Regions from separate parts of the Homo sapiens genome. Here region 2 is linked to region 1. Evidence: chromatin loops called from intact Hi-C (ENCODE). Cell type or tissue: mammary epithelial cell. All regions are shown on one strand. Each heading gives the region's core, and the rest is flanking DNA. Links, peaks and the distances in the headings are about the cores only.

Region 1 (10,534 bases), core at 1-8,000:
TTCCCACCTGCCTCACCCAGCAGAAAGGGCTGTTCCTTGCCCTGCCACAGCCTTCACCTCCTCTGCACATTTATGACTCCTTCACCCTTTCAAGACTGCTTTTAATGTTTTTTTTTTTAGTCTGATTTCACTTGTATAGCAATTTTGGGTGGAGTCTGGGGACAGAGAGAGGAGGCTGTATGGGGGAGCTCAGTGTGGGGCCTATTGCTGGGATACAGGGATGTTTGGACAGTGAGTTCACTGACTGACTGCCATGTAGACCTGGAGCTGGTGTGGTATGGGCCAAGAGGGATTCCTGGAGAAGGGTGGGGTCCGAACGTGGCAGGTAGAGGGGACTGAAAGCCCAGAAACACCTGCCTCTCTCCACAACTCCCGTAAGCCTCTGCCCTCCTCCAGGTTCTTAAAGATGATGGGACCAGAGACATTTCTCTTCCTTCTTGGGGGCAGGAGGTTTTGTCCTGGAGGGAGGCTCCTGTTTCAGCTGCTTTCCCTTGCACCCAACACACACCCCATCCAACCCTCCACCCTAAATGGGAAGGGAAGGTGGGGCCAGGGGATTCAGGAGTCTGGGGGTATTCCACTGTTTCCAGAGCTAAGATACCTCTACAGGACCAGCAGGTCTGTCCAGCCCAAGGGTATGAGCCCCTTCGAGGGTGTGCGGGGGTGAGACAGGCCCACCCTGCCCACAGGAATGTGCTCGTGCGTGCTGGGTGAAGCTTGCATCACTGCTGATGGCAGTGCTGAGCCCAGGGCTGGGGCTGGGGGCTTCCCAGGATGCTGTCCAGGTGGAGCTTCGGATTGGAGGAGCTGGACTGAGGGCAAAGCCTTGAGGGGAGCAGATTCCTTACGGGGCTGGCCCCAGGTGGTCCAGGGCCAGGGAGCAAGTCAGGCCAGGTGGATCTGGCACAGCTGCCCTGGAAAGACCTGGGCCTTTGCTTATGGTTCTACCCAGGGAGGACACAGAGAACACATAGCCTCCTGCCTGCCTCTAGCCATCACCCAACCACTCTGCCCAGTGGAACCCAAGTCGTTGCCCTGAGAGTCAGGATCTTTTGGGGGCTGGGAGCCCCATCTCCTTTCAGTGTCTCACCCTCATTCACTGTGCCCTCATTCACCTGTGCCCTATTGCATCCCTCTTCCTTCCACCAACCTTCTCCCTGTTACACCTTGGCCTGGAATGTCTCAGAATAGCTGCCTCTTCCAGGAAGGCTTTGTGAGCTCATCGGGGGAGGCTGTGATTTCTCCTCCCTGCTGTCTCATAAATGCCCTCTCTGGGGCTCCCCAGGTAACTCCATTTATCCCCTTCTACACTCTCTTGTCCTAAGGACTGTCACTCATCACCTCCTTTGGCTCTGTCCCCTCTTGTACCCTGCACCTTTTGAAGGCCCCATCTAGTTTCGGGAATCTGAAGAATCCACGACCTTCCCATAATTTAAACTGCTCCCAAGTGGCTTCTTCTTCCAGAAAGTCTTCAAGAACTACTTGAGGAGAGAAGTTCTTTACTCTACCCTGGAGCTCCAGGCAACCTCTGAGACCTCCTGTGAATCTGCTCCACTCCAGAGGTACATATTCTGGGGTTTTCTCAGAGGCCTCACTGCTCCCACCTCAGCCCCACTCTCAGGCGGTGCTTTTTACCTGAGCTGGGATGCTCCCTGGGGCAGCTGGCTCTCCCCAACCCCAGAGGCCCACTACCTCCCTTCCCTTCTGCTTTTTCTACTGTGCTAAAATCCCCTCCTTCCAGGAAGACTTCCTGGATTTGTCCAAAGACAGGAGGGTGCTGACACCTTCCCCATCCTGCACTGTCTGTCCTCCCAGTTTTGTGTTTGTGCCTGCCTGGGCTCTTGTGGGTTGTCTTCCCATCCCTCCTAGTGGGCTGGTCCCCCTCAGTCAGTCCTGATGGGCTCCCCATGGACAAGGCCTGCACAGCTGATTCAAACTGGGTACCGCCCTTTGCCTCTGCTGGCCACACTTTTATTATGCATCTAAGGCTACGCCACTGCCGCTGCTGAGACGCAGCTCTTGGAGGCTCTTCTTAGCCCTCTTTCCCTCTCTTTGACTTTCACAAGACTTGGGCATGATTCAGGGACCCTAAGTGAGAGAAAGGAGGGTCAGAGCAACTCTACGTTCTCCAGTGTGTCATGGCGGGGTTCCGTGCCCAGCTGACACAGCTGCTCCCTGGCCTGCTCCACGGCAACTCCAAGAAACTCCATTCTCCTCCCGAACTCTGTCCACGTGCCTTCCTATTGGCAGCATTCCCTGGTGCTTTGCTGTTTTCCATGGTTACTCGGGATCAGAGCAGTGGCTCAGTCGTTACAGAGCCTCTGATTTCAGGAATGTACTGCATGAATGGTTTTGAAATGTTTTCTTTCTTTTCTTTTTGGCAGTTGAGCCATCTCCCCAAATCCTAGGAGGAAAACAGCTATATAAAGCCATGTATTTACTTATGTAGTTATAGAATAGATAAGATTGACATGCTGGTCTCCCTGTTTGCCCCTGGCCCTCCAACTCCATTCTCAGCCGAGGAGAGTAAGCCCCGTAAAACATAAGTTGGATCATGTCTCTACCCTGCTCAAACACCCAATTCCCCATTTTGCTTGGAGTCCTAACAATGGCCAACAAGGCCCTGCACTGCCTGTCTGTGTTGTGGCCTTTGTCACCGGTCTCCCTGTGTTCAGCAACCACAGTGACCTCCCACTGGAGCACCAGGACAGGGTGCACTCCTGACTCAGGGCCTGTGCCCTGCTGTCTCTTCCACCCAAATGCTCCCCTGTCATCCAAGTGGCTTGCCCATTGCCTCCTGCAGGGCTTTGCCCCTATACCATCTCTCTGACCCTTTAAAAAAATGGCAACCTGCCCTCCACCCCAGGGCACTCTCCATCCAGCTTATCTTGCTCTTATTTATTTATTTTTCCATCACACTTAACACAGTCCAGAATTTACTTATTTATTCTATTTGTGGATTATTGTCTGTTTTTCCCATCACCCCAAAGTAAACTCCATGGAAGCAGAGATTTTGTCTGTTTTGTTCATTTTGTTCACCTAGAAAAGTGCTGGGAATATAGTAAGTGCTCAGTAAATATTGTTGACTGATGAATGTATAAATGAATGGCTATCTTGGATACTTTAGATATTTGAGGTTTGGCAGAAAATGACAGCTTGTGGGAAGCCTTGGCCCTTGAGCCCCGAGGAACACATGCAGTTTGAAAGCCATGGGACTAAGACCCCTCCCTGGCTCTTTCCTGCTTCAAGGCTGTGGTTTTCTGAATACCCATGGAGACAAAGAACACAGAACGGTGAAAACGGCTGGGTTGGGCTGGTGAGAAAGGAGATAGATTTATTTTTAAAAGCTGTTACTTATTGTTTTTATGTTTGTGTCCTAATTACAAATCTGGAGAAAAACAAAATGGTTTTACAAGACTCTAAGCTCCCTCCTCTCCTTGCTATATTGCACAAGCCAATCCTGCTGGTAGCCTGCTTTGAAAATCTCCTACGCCTTCTTGTCCGAAGTTGGTGGCCAGAAGAGGGCAGCAAATTCCCACAGCTGGCCTGGCAGCAGTTCAGTCGTGGCAGAAGCAGAGAAGGCCAGGGATCTGCCTGCAGCTGGCTCTGGTTTCCAGATCTTTGGAAGCTGGAGACAGTCCCTGACGCTTCTGCATCCACCTGTGGTTGGTACTGGAGTGGCTGAGCTGCTGACAAAGCTATTGTTCATTGACAAAAGAGAAACACCACCACCACCACCACTACTGAAGCAATTGTGTACCCACTGTGGGCCAGGTTGAGTGCCAAGCACCTTGGATTACCATTGCATGTCATCCCCACATCTCTTTGAGGTACGACATATTTTTCCATTTTACAAATGAGGCAAGAGGCGTATTGAGATTACGTGACAGGCAGAACAGCACAGTGGTGGTGAGCATGGGCTCAGGAGTCAGAGCTCCTGTGCCTCACCACTTATTTAACCTCTCTGGGCCTCAGTTTTGTCATCTGTCAAATGGGAAATAATAAAAGCACCTACCACCTAAGGATATTGAAAGAATAAAATGAGTTAACCTGTGAGAATTATTTGGAACACTACTCAGTTCAACATATGTTAGGTATTATTGTTACCTCTCATTACCTTTGGTCACGCAGCCAGTAAGTGGAAGACCTGGGATTGAACTCAGGTCTGCCTGTGCCCTTGTCCATGGGTTTGACCCCTATGTCATCTCTGGGAGATAACTGACATATTAATAATATTGAGTCTTCCAGCTCATTAACACAGTATATCTTTCTATTTATTTAAGTTTTCTTTGATTTCTTTCATTAATGTTTTGTAGTTTTCAGCATACAGATCCTCATATACTTTTTAAAGGTTTATGCCTAAGTATTTATCCTTTGGAATTAAATGGTACTATTGGAAATGATATTTCAACAATTTTTTAATTTCCATTGCTGGTGTATAGAAATACAATTGATTTCTGTATATTGACCTTGCATCCTGCAACCTTCCTAAAGTCACTTATTAGCTCTAGTAGATATTTAAATAAAGATTTCCTAGAATTTTCTATATAGAAAATGAAGACTTCTGAGCTGTATTTCTTCCTTTCCAACCTGTATATTTTTGCCTTAGTTCAGTGGCCAGGACAGCTTGTACAATACTAAGAGTGGTGTAAGCAGACTTCTTTATTTTGTATCTAATCTTAGAGAGAAAGCATTCAGTCTTTTACCATTAAGTATGCTGTCAGCTGTAGGTTTTTTTTTTTTTAGATTTCATTTGCCAGGCTAAGAAAGTTCCCTTCAATTTCTAGTTTGCTGAGAGTTCTCTCTCTTTTAAGCCAAGAATGGATGTTAAATTTTGTCAAATGCTTTTTCTGCATCTGTCAAGATAATTATACTGTTTCTCCTATTTAGTCTGTTGATATCATGAATTACATTAATAGACTTTTGAAAGTTGAACCAACCTTGCATTCCCAGGCTAAACTGTCATTGGTTATGATATACTATCCTTTCATTTGTTACTGTGCTTACTTTACTAATGCCTTGCTGAAGATTTTTTCATTTCTGTTCATTAAGGATACTAGTTTATAGCTTTCTTTTCTTATAATGTCATTGGGTTTTGGTGCAGGGTAATGCTGGTCTCAAAAAGAATTGAGACGTTTTCCCTTCTCTTATGTTTTCTGGAAGAGTTTGGGTTGAATTCTTTCTTAAATGTTTGGTAGAATTCACAAGTGAAAATGCTTAGGCCTGAATTCTTCTCTGTGGGAAGGTTTAAAACTGTACATTCAGTGCACACTTACTAGATATAGAGCTATTCAGGCAGGACTGGCTACATAATTTACAAGGTCTATCTTGGTGAATGTTCCCTATTATCACTTGAAAAGAATGTATACTTTTCTGTTTGGGGTGGTGTGCTCTATAAATGTCAAGTAAATGAGGTTGATTGAAAGTGACACAAATTACCAAAGACAGTGACAGTAGGCATTAAACTTTCCTTCTGTTAATCTGTCTTTGGTCATCTTAATTCACAGACTCCAAGCACTAAAACTAAGTGGGTAAAGGAAAGCTTTTTCTCCCTGACAGTGTGTTTCGACCATTTATGCTATATGTAATTATTAATATTGTTTTATTTAAGGTCTGTGATTTTATTATTTGTTTTCTTTTTGGCCTTTCTGATGTTTCTCTATTCTTTTTTATCTTCTTTGGATTATTTAGATATTAATATATTTTCCTTTGATCTATGACTTAAAAAACTTATTTATTATTATAATTATTCTTATTTTTGCAGAGAAAGGGTCTTCTGATATTACCAAGGCTGGTCTCGAACTTCTGTGCTCAAGTGATTCTCCTGCCTCAGCCTCCTACAGTGTTAAGATTGCAGGCGTCAGCCACCACGCCTGACCTCTATTGATTTTTGAGTGTATCTCTATGTATTACTTTTTAGTGGCTACTCTAGAGATACAATGTATGTAATCTACTTTTTCACAGTCTACTTAGAGGTGATATTTTATCACTTACGTTTACCTTCCCCAGTTTATGTGACAGTCATCATAGATATTGCATCTATATAAATTAAAACCCCATCACTAGTTATCATTTTTATTTTCAATAGTCATATACATTTTAAAGAACATAAAAGAAACAAAAATAAATTTTATATTTACCCAGATATTTACCATTTCTGTTGTTCTTCCTTTATTCCTGAAATTACGTTTCTCTCTGATATCGTTTCCTTTTAGAGCAAGTCTGCAAATGGCAAATTCTCTTAGTTTTCCTTCGTCTGAGAATGTCTTTTTGTTTCTTTGTTGGTTTTGTTTTCTTTTTGCCTTTGCTTCTGAAGGAGACTTTTGCTGGCTGTAGAATTCTGTGTTTACAGTCCCTCCCCCCTCCACAACCCTTGGCACTTTAAATGTGATGTGCCACCATCGTCTGTCTTTCATGGTTTCTGATGAGAAATCTATGATAATTTGAACGATTATTCCCCTATATGTAATGTGTTATTTTCCTCTAGCTTAAAAAAAACTTTAAAAAAATCTTATGTTCTCTTTATTCTTCAGATTGGATAATTTCTATTGATCTGTCTTCAAGTTATTGACTCTCCTTTGTCTACTTCTTTTTGTTATGGGCCCATCAATGACTTAAAAAATGTCAAATATTAAAATTGCCCCCAAGGGGTGTGTGTGACTTTGCACGTAGAAGATGAGGTGGGAAGTCATGAGCTCCTGGAAGCAGGAGGGCCAGTGGCTGGTGACCCCACCATCATGCAGGGCCTGAGGCTGTGAGCAGGGCAACCTCTACATCCTCAGGGTGCTGGCTGGGGTCTTGGCAATGCAGAACATATAAAAATGAGAGATGTGCTTCCTGCTCCCTCAGAAGAACTGTCTTGGAGTGAGGCTGACCAGCAAACCATTCCTACTATGAGACATGTGCCCCAATGGAGCTGTGCTGTTCGTGACTGTGCCTTGGCTGACTCCTGTCCCCACCTGACGCTATGTCTTGCACTCTATGCTATAGTCATGGCCAATTTCAACTCCAGGCAAATCCTCAAACTTCTGCTCTCTCCAACGTCTTGGTTTTTGCACATGCTGTTGTTGCCTCTGCTTGGGACACTTCTTCCTTCTTAGTATGGCTAATTCATCATCCTTCACACCTCTGCTGGGACATTATATCCTTCAGGAAGCATTTAATGTTGCCCCAAGTCTGGGCGGGGCCTCTTGTCTGGGTAGTACAGCATGAGTTCTGCTTTTAATATAGTACTTAGCATATTGAGTCAAGTGCTTATGCACTTGTCCATCTATCAGACATGTGCACTTGTCCATCTATCAGACAGGACTGTAAGCTCTTTGAGGGCCGGAATTGAATCTTGTCAATTACCATTTTCCCAGCATCATGCCTGGTATGTGGTAGGCACTTCTCAAATGTTTGTTGGATGAATAGACAAAAGATGAGAGGTGGGCAGTGGGCTGTGTGGAGGGGATGGCTGGAGGTGGAAGTCTACGGGCAGATCACACAGGGCTTGTATGCCATGTTAAGGAGCTTGGGCTATTTCTGGGAGGCAACGGGGAGCTACCGAAGGATATGAGCTGCGGGGAACCACAGTCAGTTTTTTATGTGAGAAAGGCCTTTCTAGCAGCATCGTGATGAATGAGTTGGATGGAGACACGAGTGGGAACAGAAAGACCAGGAAGGACCTATAATGAACTGATGAACTGGGGGAACTGAGGGTGGGTGAGACCTGGGGAGCAACAGATGGCAGGGTTCACTTTGGTCAGGGGAGGGTGCCTCTGAGCACAAGGCTATTCCCAGTGGTGGGGGGAAGTGGGCAGTGGGCTGGCTGCCACTTGTTTTTGGAGCCTTTGCTACCTCTCCTATGCCCTGCAGAACTGTCAGTCCCTCCAGCGAATGGCCTGGGCCCTCTTTCCTCAGTGCCTTCCCTGTGCCCAGGACACCAGTCTCTGCCCTACCTCAGCTAGGCAGGCTGTGATCTGGTGGAGTCTAGGAGGCAACTCCTCCAACCCCAGTGTGATCCAGAAGGAGAGGCCAGAGTCCCTGTGAGGTGAGCTTGGCAAGTTTATTGAAAACCCAGGAACACAAAGAGTAGTGCACACAGGCAGCCCACCCCACCCAACCCCCAGGCCTCCTTGGAGCTTGCAGACACAACCCTGCAGTGGACAGGGCTGGGCCTCACACCACGAGCAGGGGCAGGAGTACGGGGATCATTGCAAAGCCCGCCTGTCCGCCTGCACCCCACCTCGTGGACTTGCATGCTGGAGTTACACCAACAACCCAGGAAGAGAAACAGCCGGAGAGAAGCCACTGGGAGAAAAGCCATCTCGGGGTTTAGGGAGCCTGGGGCCACCAAGGACTGGGATCCCCTTCATCAGGGAGAGAAGGAAAGAACCTTCTCCTACCAGAGAAAGGAAGAAGAAGGAAGTGAAGGATGTGGAGTTAAGGATGCCTGCAGTGTGGACGGTCAACTCCATTCTCCAAATTAACCCAAAGCCACGGGTGGTGAGGGCACTGGGTGGATTGTTGTTATTGCACGGAATGTGCATTTCTCCAGGCTGTTGCTGACAGGGAGAGGAGTGATCCAAAGGACAGAAATTGGGAGGCAGGGAGAAGCCAGCTTAGCTGGAACTGCTAATGGAGCATCTACATGGCAGAAAAATCCTCCAAGAGGACATGGGGCCAGGCAGAATAATCGGGGGAGTGCTAAGGGGTGGCTTCCTGGCAGAAAGGGGAGCTGGAGACCGTCAAGCCCAGAGCCCACGAACCCTGGGGGCAGAAGCAGGAGCCGTGGAGCTGGTTCTTCTCTGGGCAGCAGCTGTCTGGGGCTGGGCTCTCAGTACTTGGTCCGGCAGGAGGTGGTGGTGGACACAAAGCGGACGCTGGAGCTGCGGCCGCCGCTGCAGCTGCTGAAGCCCCCCTGGGTGGGCAGGGGGCAGGGGACGCTGGGGACACAGGCCTCGCTGATGAGCATGGAGCCACTCCTTGTGCCAGTGCTCAGCAGGTCCCCAGTGGCCGGGGCGACCCGGGCTCCACCCAGGCTGGGGCCACAGGAAGCCAGGACCCCACTGGTGGCACAGACGCTGCTGCTACCTGAGAAGGTGACCCCGCCGCGGGAGAGGGTGGAGCCGGCAACCAAAGGCTCAGGCCCGCACACCAGGCCGCCCCGGGAGCTGCTGACGGCTGCGGAGAAAGAAAGCATCAGGGAGGCTGCCGACACCAGGGCCCTCCACCTCCATGCTACCCCTGGGCTGCACCTCCGGGTCTGGTGGGGAGGGAGTGGGGTCAGGGTTGTGGCATCTGGGGAAGTGGTCCCTATTGTCTATACAGTCAGTATACACTTTTTCCCTCTCTGGATGGCTCAAAGACTGTGACTACATTAAAATCAAACATTCAGATGAAAATGACGACTTCATCCAATTCCCCAGATGTTTGCATGCATCCATAGGTTGACTGTCATTTATATACGGCTAAAGTCAAGTTGGGTTGTGAGATGTAGGTAGTGAGCTGGATTATCCAGACAGCTGGAACAGCAGCTTCCACAAAGCCATGGGCCTTTTCTCTTCCAGTTGTATTATGCCCCTTGGTGGTCTCCATATTTCCCCTAGCCCAGCACACAGGAAACCCCTCCAACACTAGTCCCTTGTCGCCTCTCTCCTGACCCACTGGTGGCTGTGCTCTGTAGCCCTCTGCTCTCCCTTGGACACAACTCCATGCCTCAGGACTCAAATCCACAGAAGAGCTTGCTAGACCAGCCCCATCCATGGAGGGGTACACTCTTTCCTGCCCTTTCATCTTACCCAGAATCCTTCCTGCCATCCATGATGTTCACTCAAGCTTGACCTCCTGCAGAAAGCCATTGCCTGTGGCTTCCCCTGACCACTCACCGCCTCCATGGGAGTGGGAAGGGACACTGTCTTCCAAGTACATGTAGCTCTGACTGTCTGACCCACCCAGTTTAGCACTCGGTTCCACTACACGTCAGTGTTCATTTGTGTTTTTGGAGTCAGAAATCTGGGTTTGAAATCTGGTTCGCTTTGTAAGTTCTGGCAAATCATGTACTTTCTCTGAGTGGGCAAAACAGGGATGCCAGTATCCGCTTTTCTCCCCAGGGATCCTTCCAGTGTTAGGTTGATGGTGGCTAGGACTCATCTTCTCAAGAAGATTCTATTTCTAGAGAGCGTGGGCTGGGTCTTGCCTTGCCAGTGTCCCCAGACTGCCATGCCCGGCACACTGCCCTGCGTGCTTTGGGTACAACCCATGCTTCGGCTGCAGCAGTGGGGAGACTTCCATTTGGCCTTATTGCGTTCCCTGCCATCAGGGGATGAGAGGCTCCCCTGGCAGAGGCGTCCCATTCCTTCTAAGTCCCAGTCCTTCTAAGTCCTTCTAAGTTCCCTTGAAGGACAAGGCCGCTCAAAGCAAAAAAGCTGGCTGTCCTCCACTTTGGAGGCCTTGAAAACCTTTATGAATGTTTTGCTCTGGGGAAGGCAGGCTCTGGGGAGATCTCAGACCTCAGCTAAGAAGATGCTCCCCATCCAGGGCTGGATGGTCC
Region 2 (13,343 bases), core at 2,621-10,620, 130 kb after region 1:
TTTCTTTGGGTAAATATGAAGGAGTAAAACTGCTGGATTGTATGGCAAAAGTATGTTTACTCTTTTTTTTTTTGAGACAGAGTCTCGCTCTGTCACCCAGGCTGGAGTGCAGTGGCGCGATCTCGGCTCACTGCAATCTCCGCCTCCTGGGTTCAAGTAATTCTCCTGCTTCAGCCTCCTGAATAGCTGGGATTACAGGCAAGCGCCACCATGCGCGGCTGATTTTTGTATTTTTAGTAGAGACAGGATTTCACCATGTTGGTCAGGCTGGTCTCAAACTCCTGCTCTCGTGTTCCGCCCACCTCTGCCTCCCAAAGTGCTGGAATTACAGGAGTGAGTCACTGTGCCCGGCCAAGTATGTTTACTTTTGTACAAAACTACCAAACCGTCTTCCAAAGTGGCTATACCATTTTGCATTCCCATCAGTAATGAATAAGTGTTCCCATTGCTGCATATTTTCACCAGCACCTGGCATTGTCAGTGTTCTGGATTTTGGCTATTCTAATAGGCATGTTGTGATACTTCATTATTGTTTTAATTTGTATTTCTCTGATGACCTATGATGTTGAAAATCTTTCATATGCTTACTTACTATTTGTATTATCTTCATTGGTGATGTGTCTGTTAAAGAATTTGGTCCATTTTATAATCAGGTCGTTTCTTACCGTTAATTTTAAGAGTTATCTAATACATTGTAGTTTGAATAAGAGTCCTTTATCAGATATGTCTTTTGCTAATATTTTCTTCCAGTCTGTGGCTTGCCTTCTCATTTTGGCAGTGTGTTTTGCAGAGCAGATTTTAATTTTAATGAGGTCCAGCTTATCAATTATTCCTTTCATGGATCATGGCTTTGGTGTTGTATCTTAAAAGTCATCACCATACCCAAGGTCATCTAGGTTTTCTCCTATGTTATCTTCTAGGAGTTTCATAGCTTTGCATTTTACATTTAGGGCTATGATCCATTTTGAGTTAATTTTGTGGAAAGTGTAAAGTTTGTGTTGAGATTCATTTGCATGTGGGGTATTCAATTATTTCAATAGCATTTGTCTTTGCTCCCTCATATTGCTGTTGTTTCTTTGTCAAGGACCAGTTAACTATATTTGTGTGGGTCTAGTTCTGGCCTTCCTATCATGTTCCATTGACCTATTTGTCAACTCGTTCACCAACACAACATGGCCTTTATTACTGTAGTTCATTGTAAGTCTTGAAGTTAAGTATTGACAGTACTCTGACTTTGTTCTTCAATATTTTGTTGGGCCATTTTAGATCTTTTGCTTCTTCATAAAACTTTAGAATCCATTTTTTGGTCTACAGAAAATAACTTGCTGAGATTTTGATTGGGATTGCATTGAATCTGTAGATCAAGTTGGGAAGAACTGACATCTTGACAATATTGAATCTTCTTATCCATGAACGTGCAATATCTCTCAATTTATTTGGTTCTTTGATGTCTTTCATCAGAGCTTGTAGTTTTCCTTATGTAGATATGTATATATTTTGTTAGATTTATACCAACTATTTCATTTTTGGAGGTGCTAATATACGTAGTATCATGTTTTTTATTTCAAATTCCTATTGTTCTTTGCTAGTACATTGGAAAGTGATTGACTTTTTATATTAGCCTTGTATCATGCAACTTTGCTATAATCACTTGTAAGTTTGGGTAGTTTTTCATTGCATCTTTTTTTCTACATAGACAGTTATGTCATGTGATCAAAGTTTTATTTGTTCCCACCCAATTTGTATAACTTTCATTTCCTTTTCTTGTCTTATTTCATTAACTAGGACTTCCAGTTATTTTGAAAAGTAGTGATGAGAGGGGAAATCCTTGCCTTGTTCCTGATCTTAGCAGGAAAGCTTCTAGTTTCTCACCATTAAGTATAATCTTAGCACAGGTTTTCTGTAAATGTTCTTTATCAAGTTGTAAAATTTCCCCTCTCCTCCAAGCTTACTAAGAGTTTGCATTATAAATGGTGTTGGATTTTGTGAAATTGTTTTTCACAATACACCTATTGATATAATCATGTGTTTTTTTTTCTACGGCCTATTGTTGTGATTGATTACATTAACTGATGTTCAAATGTTGAACCAGTCTGTCATACGTGGAATAAATGTCACTTGGTCATGGTGTATAATTCTTTTATAATTCTTTTTATGCATTGTTGGATTTGATTTGCTAATATTTTATAGGGGATTTTTACAGCTATGCTTATGAGAGATAATGCTCTACAGTTTTCTGTTCTTGCAATATCTTTGTCTTGTTTTGGTATTAAGGTGATGCTGGCTTCATAGAATGAGTCAGAAAATGTTCTCTGTGTTCCTATCTTTGGAAAGAGATTATAGAGAATTGGTACAATTTCTCCTGTCAATGTTTGGTAGAATCCACCTGTGAACCCATCCAGGCCTGGATGGGTAAATAAATAACTTTTGGAAAGTTATTTACTATTGGTTCAATTTCTTTAGTCTATTTTTTCTTGTGTGAATTTTAGCAGATCATGTCTTTCAAAAAATTGGTTCATTTAATTTAGGTTATCATATTTGAGGATGTAGAGTTGTTTATAATATTTCTTCATTACCCTTTCAATCCCCATGGAATATATAGTGATGTCGATTTATTCATTTCTGATATTAGTAACTTTGTGTCCTTTCTATTGTTTTCTTAGCCTGGCTAGAAGCTTATCAATTTTACTGGTCTTTTCAAAGAAATCATTTTTGGTTCCATTAATTTTCTCTATTAATTTCCTGCTTTTAATTTCATTTATTTCTGCTCTAATCTGTATTACTTTTTTCTTCTACTTATTTTGAATTTAATTTCCTTCTTTTTTTCTAGGTTTCTAAGGTGGAATACATGCATTCAATATAAATTTCTCTCTAAACTCTATTTTTGTTGCATCCCATAAATTTTGGTGTCATATTTTCATTTTTATTTAGTTCAAAATATTTAAAAATGTATGTTCAGATTTCTTCCTTGACCCATGTGTTATTCAGAAGTTTGTTGTTTAATCTCCATGTATTTGGGGATTTTTTTTTTTTTTTTGAGATGGTCTCACTCTGTTGCCCAGGCTGGAGTGCAGTGGCGTGATCTCGGTTCACTGCAACCTCTGCCTCCTAGGTTCAAGCAATTCTCCTGCCTCAGCCTCCTGAGTAGCTGGGATTACAGGCATGTGCCACCACGTGCAGCTAATTTTTGTGTTTTTAGTAGAGATGGGGTTTCACCATGTTGGTCAGGCTGGTCTCTCACTCCTGATCTGGTGATCTGCCCATCTCAGCCTCCCAAAGTGCTGGAATTACAGGCATGAGCCAACATGCCTGGCCGTATTTGGGGATTTTTAAACTATCTTTCTGTTATTGATTTCTAGCTTACTTCTATTGTGGTCTGAGAGCATACATTGTATGATTTATATTTTTTAAAAAATTTTAAGGTATGTTTTATGGCCACAGTGTGAATGTTCTATGTGAGCTTGAGAAGAATGTGTATTCTGCTCTTGTTTGGTGAAGTGTTCTAAAGGTGTCAATTATATTGAGGTGATTGATGGTGTTTTTGAGTTCAACTATGTCCTTACTCATTTTCTAATAAAAAATCAATATAAATATTTTCTAATATAAAATAGTGTTGAAGTCTCTGATTAGAATAGTGGATTCCTCTGTTTCTCTACCCCATTATTCCATTGGTTTTTGCCTCACATATTTTGATGCTCTGTTGTTAAGCACGTACATATTACGGATAGTTATATCTTGGAATTAAGGATTATTATTGACACCTTTATCATTAGGTAATGCCCCTCTTTCTTACTGATAATTTTCCTTGCTATGAAGTCTGTCCTGTCCCAAATTAATACAGCTACTTCAGCTTTCTTTTAATTAGCATTAGCATGGTATGTCTTTTCTCCATCCCTTTACTTTTAATCATATATGTCTTTATATTTAAAAATGGGTTTGTTTTAGACAGCATACTGTTGGGTTTTGTTTTTTGATCCATTCTAACAATCTCTATCTTTAAGCTGGTGCATTTAGACCATCACCATTTAAAGTTATTATTGATATAGTTGGATTAATATCTACCATATTTCTTACTGTTTTCTAGTTATTGCTCTTGTTTTTCGTTCCTTTTTTGTCTCCCACTCTTTTTTCATCTTTTGTGGTTTTAACTGAGCATTTTATGATTCCATTTTCTCTCCTTTTTAGTATATCGGTTATACTTTTTTTTTTTTTTTTTACTTCTTTCAGTGGTTGCCCTAGAGTTTGCAATATACATTTACAACTAATCCAAGTCTACTTTCAAATAACACTATACTGCTTCATGGGTATTGCAAGTTCTTTGAAATAACCAAGTACAGTTGACCCTTGAACAACATGGGTTTGAACTGCATGGATCCACATATATGTAGAATTCACAAGATGCAATATCCAAGTATTATGAAGGGCCAACTTTTCTTTTCATGTAGAGGATCCTACAGGGCTGACAGTGGGACTTGCGTATGCCAGGATTTTGGTATATGTGCAGGGTCTTGGAATCAATCCCTGGCATATACCAAGGGGTGACCGTATCGCTAATTCCTCCCTCGCATCCTTTGTATCAATGCTGTCATTCATTTCACTTACACATAAAGTATAAACATTGAAGACATTGTTGCTATTATTATTTTGAACGAACATTTATCTGTTAGATCTTATTTCTTCTCTAATGCTTTTCCTTTCTTTATGTAGATCCGAGTTTCTGACCTATATAATTTTCCTTCTTGGTGAAGAGCTTCTTTTAACATTTCTTGCAAGGCAGGACTACTGGCAACATATTCTCTTCATTTTTGTTTGTCTTGAGAAAGTCTTTATTTTTTCTTCATTTTTGAAGGATAATTTAGCAAGATATAGAATTCCGTGTTGCTGTTTTCTCACCCAACAGTAAATATTTTACTCCAGTCTTTTCTTGCTTGCAAGGTTTCTGTGAGGAAGTGAGATTTAATTCTTATCTTTGTTCCACTATAGATAAGTTGTTTCCCCCCCAACCATGGCTTCTTTCAGGATTTTTGTTATCTTTCATTTTCTACAGTTTGAATATAATATACACAGGTATTTTTTTATGTCTGACACTAATTTTTGGAAATTCTCAGTCATTACTTTCTCCAATATTTATTATGTTGCTTTCTCTATTTCTTGTTCTAGTATTCCTTTTACACAAGTTACATCTTTCATAGTTTCCCCCACAGTTCTTGCATATTCTGTTCTTCTTTTCTCAGTCTTTTTTTATTTTTGCTTTTCAGTTGAGAAAGAACTGAAAAAACAGTTCTATTGACATACCCTCAAGCTCAGATTCTAATGTCAGCTGTGTCTAGTCTACTAATGAGCCCACAAAAGGCGTTCGTCATTTCTGTTATAATGTTTTTTATCTCTAGCATTTATTTTTTATTATTAGAATTTCTGTCTATCTGCTTTCATTACCCATCTGTTCTTGCATGTTGTGTACCTTGTTCATTTGTGCTCTTAGCTTGTTAATCATGGTTGTTTTAAATTCCCGATCTAATAATTCCAATATCCCTGCCATATCTGAGTGTGGTTCTGGTACTTGCTCTGTCTTTTCAAACTGTTTTCTACCTTGAAGTATGCTTTGTAATTTTTTTGTTGAAAATGGATGGAAGAAACTGATAAATAAGCTTTAGTAATGTAGTGATGAGGTATGAGGTGAGGGGAGGTATTCTATAGACCTATGAGTAGAATTAGGTCTCAGTCTTTTAGTGAGCCTGCGCCCCTTGGCTGTGAACTTCACAAGTGCTTCTGAGGCTTTTTTCACCTCTTTAAGTAGGGTCAGCATAGCTGGAGGGAGCTGGGGTTGGGTATTTCCCTTTCTCCAGCTAGACCAGGCTCTGATAAAACCTCAGCAGGGCTGCCTGTGGTTAAATAGTTGTTCCTGACGGCAGACTGCCTTAAGAACAGAATGCTCTGTCTATTTCAAAATGGTTCTTTGTCTGCTCCCCCTACTGGAAGCATGAGATTCTTCTCACATTTTCTCTGTGAGGACCTGGTGGAGCCCCTGGAGTAAAACTAAGTATGCTTCTCTAAGAGTGGGCTCCCCTGGAATTCTCAACACTCAAACTTATCCACACGGAGCCTCCGGCAATTTACCAATTATGGCTCAGGGTTTTCTACCCAAATACTGGTTCCTGTGGAGATTTCTGCTCATGGGTTACTACTCTGGTAAGTTGGGATTCTCTGTAATTGCTTCTTTAACTCTCCAGTTGGAAGGCAGTGGTTTGCCCTGTAATCTTAGTTCTCTGACAGATGAAGAAGAGTTGTTGCTTTTCATTTTTTCCATTTTTTACTTTTTGTTAGAATGTAGTGATGACTTTCAACCTCCTGAAGTGCCAGACCCCAAACTAAAAGTCCCTCTAGTCTCTCTTGCTCTTTAAATCAGAGCTGAGGTTTTCTACCCTTTGTTTCCCCTCTGTGCTGATACCTGTTCCACTGAGCTCCCATTGATCACCATCAAAAGATCAACGGTCATTATCACACAGACATGCAAACATCCTTCTCATGCTTCCATCTTATTACAGATACATGAGTCTGCTGTAATTCTGAGATGAAAATGACATATGCCACCCACTAAAAGCTGAAGCTCAATCTGGGTCCAGCTGCAGAGGAGCAGTCCTCTCTTCAATTCCCAACAGTCCTGCCCATCATAACTACACTCAGGAGTTCCCATCTGACAAATAAGTTGTCCTTATCTTCCCTTGCAGTGTCCCTGAATGGTGTGTGATGTACCTTCTGATGCAGTCTGCATTTCTGCACTGCTTTTCTTTGCTCTCTTTGCCTTCTTTTGTTCTGTTGAATAAAGGAGATTGAGAATATGAACTTTCTGTTAGATTGCCTTGCTGACCATGTGCTGGTTTAGAAACATTCTCATCCCACAAACATTCCTCATCTTTGAGGAACTGCCCCTCTCCACACCGACAACTCACCATGCTCCACACCCTACTCTGTCAGTCAGTGATTCTGGAGGACACTCTGGGTGGACGATCACCAATGTTGTATAAGCCCCAAAAGCTGTTAGGACAAGTTCCCGGTGTGCCAGGCAAAGTCTGTTCTCTTTCCCCAGCTGAAAAGCTCCAGGACAGCAGGCTACTGGCAGGATACCTCGCCAGCCTCGAGTAAAGGCCAGACCCTTACCCAGATCTGAGAGACCAACTAGATGCCAGTTGGCTTGAGACTTGGAGCAGGCATTGCCATCCCAGTCACTTGTGAATAGGGTTGTTCAGACAAAATAGAGAATGCCCAGTTAAATTTAAATTTCAGATAAACAACAAAAAATATACAGTAAGTATGTTCCACATGTTGCATGGAACATACTTATACTAAAAAAAATTATTTATTGTTTCTCTGAAATTCAATCTGAACGGCACATCCTGTATTTTTGTTTGCTAAATCTGGCAACCCTGCCTATGAAGTCATCCTGCCTTTATATGGAATCACAGACAAGGGCACAGGTTGTTTACTGGGCTACTGCTTTGGATTTCTCCTGTAAGGGGCAGACAATAGACAAGGACCAAGCTTAAGACCCTTCCTCCAAATCATCCGCATTAACTAACCCATAGGTTGCTTAGAAGTCTTGTTCAGTTTCTAAATATTTTTGAATTGTTGAGATATATTTCATTACTGCTTTCTAATTTAATATGCCATGATCGTGGAACATAGTCAGTATGTTTTCAATATTTTGAAGTGTATTGAGACTGTTTTATGGCTTAGCATATTACTTATCTTTGTGAATGTCCTTTGTGAGAAGAATGCTGTTGTGGGTACTGTTTTGTAGTTCTTTGTATATTCTGAATACAATTTCACATATATATAAAAATTATGTATATATATAATATTTATATATATTCAAAATTTTGCGGGGTTGTGGCTTACTGTTTTGCTCTCTTCATGTTGTTTTATGAACAAAGTTTATCAATTTTTTAAGGTAAGCTTTTTTCTATCCCATTTAAGAAATTTTTGCCTATCCTCACTCCATAAAGATATCTTCTGTTTTCTTCTGAATGAATTATTGTTTTACCTTTCACATACAGGACTATAATACAACTGAAAATGATTTTTATCTATGGGATGAAGTAGAAATCGTAATACATTTTTCCCATATAGACAGCCAACTAACCTTGCACCATTTATTGAAAAGACTATCCTTTTTCTATTGCACTGTAATAGTACCTTTGTTGTAAATCAATTGAGTCAATATGTAGTTTGCTTCTAGATTCTATATACTATCTCATAGGTCCATTTGTCAATCATTTCCCCAGCACCATACTTTCTTAATTACTACAACTTTATAATAAGTTTCAGTATCTGGAACTATAAGTCTTCCAACTTTATTCATCATTTTTTAAAATTTAATTTGATACTAAGTTCCGGGATACATGTGCAGGATCTGCCAGTTTGTTACATAAGTAAACATGTGCCGTGGTGGTTTACTGCATCTATCAACCCATCACCTAGGTTTTAAGCCCCGCATGCATTAGCTGTTTATCCTGATGCTCTCCCTTCCCCCAACCCCTTTGATAGGCCCCAGCATGTGTTGTTCCCCTCCCTGTCTCCATGTGTTCTCACTGTTCAGCTCCCACTTATAAGTGGGAACATGTGGTGTTTGGTTTTCTGTTCGTGCATTAGTTTGCTAAGGATAATGGCTTCCAGCTCCATCCATGTCCCTGCAAAGGACATGATTTCGTTTCTTTTTATGGCTCCATAGTATTCTGTGGTGTATACGTATCACATTTTCTTTTTCCAGTCTATCATTGATGGGCATTTGTGTTGGTTTCATGTCTTTGCTATTGTGAATAGTGCTGCAGTAAACATACACATGCATGTATCTTTATAATAGAATAATTTCTATTCCTTTGGGTATATACCCAGTAATGGGATTCCTGGGTCAAATGGTATTTTTGGTTCTAGATTTTGAAGACTCATCACACTGTCTTCCACAATGGTTGAACTAATTTACATTCCCACCAACAGTGTAAAAGCTGTTCTTCTTTTTTAGGGTTGTTTTGACTATTTTAGCTCCTTTTCATTTCCTGTCTTAGTTCATTTTGTGCTGCTATAATGGAATAGCTGAGTCTGGGTAGTTTAAAAAACCAAAAATTTATTTCTCACAGTTCCGGAGGCTGGGAAGTCCAGGATCAAGATACTGACAGGTTTGGTTGTCTAATGGGGGCTACATTCTTTGGAGGGGAGGAATGCTATCTCCTCAACTGGCAGAAGAGTAGAAGAGCAACCTAACTGAATCCTGTGTGAAGCTTCTGAACTCTGAAAGTCCCCATTTCTAAATATCATTACATTGGCAACATCCAAATTTTGGAGGCAATACATTCAAATCATAGCATTTCAACACAAATTTTAGAATAGATTTATCAATTTCCACAAAAAATCTGTGAAAATTTGATTGAAATTGCATTAAACCCATAGTTCAATTTGGAGAAATTGATGTATTTACAATATTAAGTTTTCCAATCCATGAAGATATCATATACCTTTGTTTATTAGGTCTTCTTTAATATTTTCAAAAGGATCATTTTAGTTTTTTGTCTTACACATCTTTGGTTAAGTTTATTTCTAGGTATTAGATTTTTTATGCTACTAAAAATATCTTTCAAATTTTGTTTTCTAACTGTTGTTTTCTAGTGTACAAAAGTATAATTGATATTTGTATATTGATTTTCTGGTGACCTTGATACATTCACTTATTAATTCTAGTAGTTTGTAGATTATTTTAATTTTCTATATATACAATTATGTCATATGTGATCGCCTGCAGTTTGCTTTTCTTCTGATCCAGAAGATGCTTATTTCTTTGTCTTGCCTTATTGCAATGGCTAAGATCTCCAGTATAAAGTTGAGTAATCATTGTGATAATAGTTATCCTTACCCCCTTTTTGTTCAATGGAAAAGTTTCATTTACTATTAAGTATAATATTTTTTGTTTTTTTGGGCGGCCATTTGATTTATCTCCCTTTATTCTATTCATTTTGTATATTACATGATTTTTTAAACATTAAACCATCTTGACTGCACTGATGCTTGACTGCTGACAACTTCTAAGCAAGCCCCTTGCCTCCCTTTCCTATTATGCTCATTATCTGGAAAAACTGATATGAAAACCGAGGTGTTCCTTCCTTTGGCAGTGATAGCAACTTCCAACTTCAAACCACATGCAGGCCCCACCCCTAATTACCATAAAAAACCTGATGCTATAAAAAACCCTGCTCACTCAAGCCACTTTTGGACCAGCTTGGAAGTCCTGCCTTGCTTTCCTCAGAAAGCCTTATTATTTGAGTTAAATATCCGTTCACCCCCTCTTGGAGTGTGTGGTGTGTGTGTGTGTGTGTGTGTGTGTGTGTGTGTGTGTGTGATGTCATCAGTCTCAACAGCTAAACGAAATTTTGTGTGGCTGTCCATCTTGCCTCTGGAAGGTGGTCATGACAATCAGCACTGTGAGCCTGCTAGATGTCTAGATGATGACTGCTTCCACCGGAGTCTTTTCTTTCTTGCTTTGGCTTCCAGTCTGGCTCTGCTGTCTTGCTCTGGGTTGCTGTGTGCTGACTAGGGGGCTCTTTGAGTTGTGTTGCTGCCTGCTGGCAAACTTGCCCTTTGAGCTGTGTTGCTTTGGGCTGCATTTGCTGAGTTCTGCTGAGCCTCTGTTACAGATTTAATTGACCCAAGTCAGAAGTTTCAAAAACTGGGATTTAAGGACAGGAGTATGGGATTGGGGGCCCTCTTAGGGAGGCCCTGAATCGTGTTCCTCAGCCCAGACCTGTCTGTATATACCGTATTGAATTGTATTTCTTGATTCCAGCATAAACTGGGACTGATGCTAAGCTAAGGGGAATGGCTCTTACCCCGTGACTACTGGTTGTGTGTCTCAAGCGGGTGCCGGCCCTCATTCTACGGAGTTTTCAGGGAAAAGACTGATATGTGGTCCCTTCTGGTGGTCACTCATGTGGAAGAAGAGCAGTTACTACGTGGCATGCTGAAGCCACGCTCCTAAAAACAGATGGCAGCCAGGCGCGGTGGCTCACGCCTGTAATCCCAGCACTTTGGGAGCCCACGGCAGGTGGATCACCTGAGGTCAGTAATTTGAGACCAGCCTGACCAACATGGAGAAACCCCGTCTCTACTAAAAACACAAAATTAGCCGGGCATGGTGGCGCATGCCTTTAATCCCAGCTCCTGGGAAGGCTGAGGCAGGAGAATCACTTGAACCTGGGAGGAGGAGGTTGTGGTGAGCCAAGCTTGCGCCATTACTCTCCAGCCTGGGCAACAATAGCAAAACTCTGTAGGAAAAAAAAAAAAAACAAAAAACCAGAGTGCTTACTAACTAGAGTCCTGTAAAATGTCTTGGCTGCTGTTGCTGCTGTTGCTCCTGTTGCCACCGCTGCCGCTGCCTATGCCTCTGTTACCAGAAAAGATCCTCATCCTCCGGGTTATAGGAGAAAACACACATGGCACAGCCAAAGGGTTAATTCAACTATTTCCATGGGGGAGGCCTCGAGCCCTGACAATACAGATTTGAGACTCCTTGGAGGAATAAATATATAAATATGGGCAGAGTAGAGAGAATTCCTCTCCTGCCAAATTATATTCAGAAACCACAAGAAAGATAGAGAGAGAGAGAGAAACCTGAAAACAGGGAGAAGAAACAAAAAATTAAAACAAAGATCCATAATTTGATACAATTGGAAATCCAAAATTGGCTAAAATAATTTATACATCTAAAAGATAAAAAGGTGTGCAGGCTGTCTTGGTGTCTCCACCACATAAATTCTGAATTTACTTTCACATTTGCTGACATACAATAATTGACAATTCTTCATGGTCTTAATCCATACTGAAGCTCAAATAATACTTATACCTGGGGATCCTATTAAATTTAAACAAGGTACCCCTGTAATCTTGGGGAAGTTAATGAACAAAAAATAGAGAACAAACAGGCATGCCTCACTTTAATTAGCAGAACTACTGACTTGCTTAAATTTCCCACGATCATAGCATCCTCTAACGTTTCCCACAATGGGCATGGACAGTCTAACCCAATAAGTCATAAATTAAAATTAAATCAAGTCCTTGGCATTTATAAATTGGTTTGGCAAAATGGGACACCATGGGCCTCCCCAAGCCCTAGTTAAAATAGTTAATATGCCCCAGTGTAAATTAAAACAGGACCTTTAAGGAGTGAAGCCCATTAAACAGGATCTATTTAGAGAAGGGTTGTTTATATCCATTATTTTTCCATCAACAACCTAATTTGGCCTATTTTTAAACTTGGGAAAAATGAATGGTGCCTCACAGTGGATTACCACAACCATAATGTCATGGTCATGCCTACTAAGGCTCCATACCCAATATTACTGAAATTATTGACTTATCCAATTGGCAGCTGGTAGATATTTCCTTCTTATGGATTTGGCTGTCAAATATTCTGTTGAATGCCCGTTGCAACAGCTTCTCAGTCACAACTCGCTTCACCACCAAGGCGGCATGACACAGCTTTCCCAGATACTCAGGGATTGCCTCAGCAGCCCTGCCATGACATGCAATTTTTGCAGTCAAGCTCTTAAATGCATCTGACTTTCTCCAGGAGTACAGATATGATTTACATTGCTGAATCCTCCTCCAAAGAGATGCATTTGATACACGCGTTCAGGACATATAGATACCAAGGAGCTCAGAAAAAAAGGGTTTGCCGTTGTCCCACAGGTCATGCAAAGTCCTGCCACATTAAATTTCAGAAATTATTTGGTAAACCAAGAGCTACTCCATCCCTGACACTGTCAAAAAATAGCTATTGAGCATCTTAGCGCCCACAATATTACAATAGGACCAACATCTTTTAGGTCTTTTGAGGTCCTGAAGGCAACATATTCTTCATTTACAAACTTTACTTAAGCCCAAATATGCTGCTACTTGCAAATCATCTCACCTTGCATAGGGCCCTCTTTAACAAAAGGCTCTAAAATCTGTCTAAATTGTAGTACAATGCACATGCCCGTTAATGCCCTCCAGAGACTCCTTCATTGCAGAGACTTTATAATCTCTGTGCTTCTTGGAGTCTCTGGGCCACCCCCAATAGCCACTTTCCCTTAAATGTTATCCCATTCTCCCTGTGAATCATCAAAAGAACCAATCACATCTGGGTAGACTGACCCTCATGGTATCTCTAGGCTGATTGTAAACCTAGAAAAAAAAAACAATTCTGCACACCAGCTTATATTATAAAAGCATTTTATTGAACACATTCTGGAGGTAGTTAGAACCAAAACAAAATTTGGGATTGGGGTGGGGATTCTGTTTTGATGATTTAGATTTGG

What was found. Hi-C counts contacts between places; a loop is a spot of excess contacts. Peaks named below come from ENCODE experiments on the same cell type or tissue, not always from the same donor. Only the 100,000 strongest peaks of a DNase experiment are listed, where the experiment ranks them.
Region 2: a loop joins it to region 1, with 5 times the contacts of the local background. A loop is called at or near these places in 50 of 110 quality-filtered maps.

What each region holds. Positions count from the first base shown.
Region 1 is chr12:52,369,216-52,379,749 of GRCh38, forward strand. It overlaps KRT84 (keratin 84), which reads right to left. Exons shown (of 9, transcript NM_033045.4): 9 at 8,597-9,165. The coding sequence ends at 8,819. Among named protein-coding and RNA genes, the nearest start is that of KRT85, 7.0 kb to the left of the region's middle. RefSeq lists enhancers at 818-1,317, 3,479-3,648, 5,156-5,325 and a cis regulatory region at 3,564. In mammary epithelial cell, for the core only: a CTCF peak has its summit at 3,520 (motif pointing right); a DNase peak (open chromatin) is centred at 3,536.
Region 2 is chr12:52,501,335-52,514,677 of GRCh38, forward strand. It overlaps KRT5 (keratin 5), which reads right to left. Exons shown (of 9, transcript NM_000424.4): 9 at 13,241-13,343. Among named protein-coding and RNA genes, the nearest start is that of KRT5, 12 kb to the right of the region's middle. In mammary epithelial cell, for the core only: a CTCF peak has its summit at 5,976 (motif pointing left); a DNase peak (open chromatin) is centred at 5,907; H3K27ac peaks cover 1,329 bases.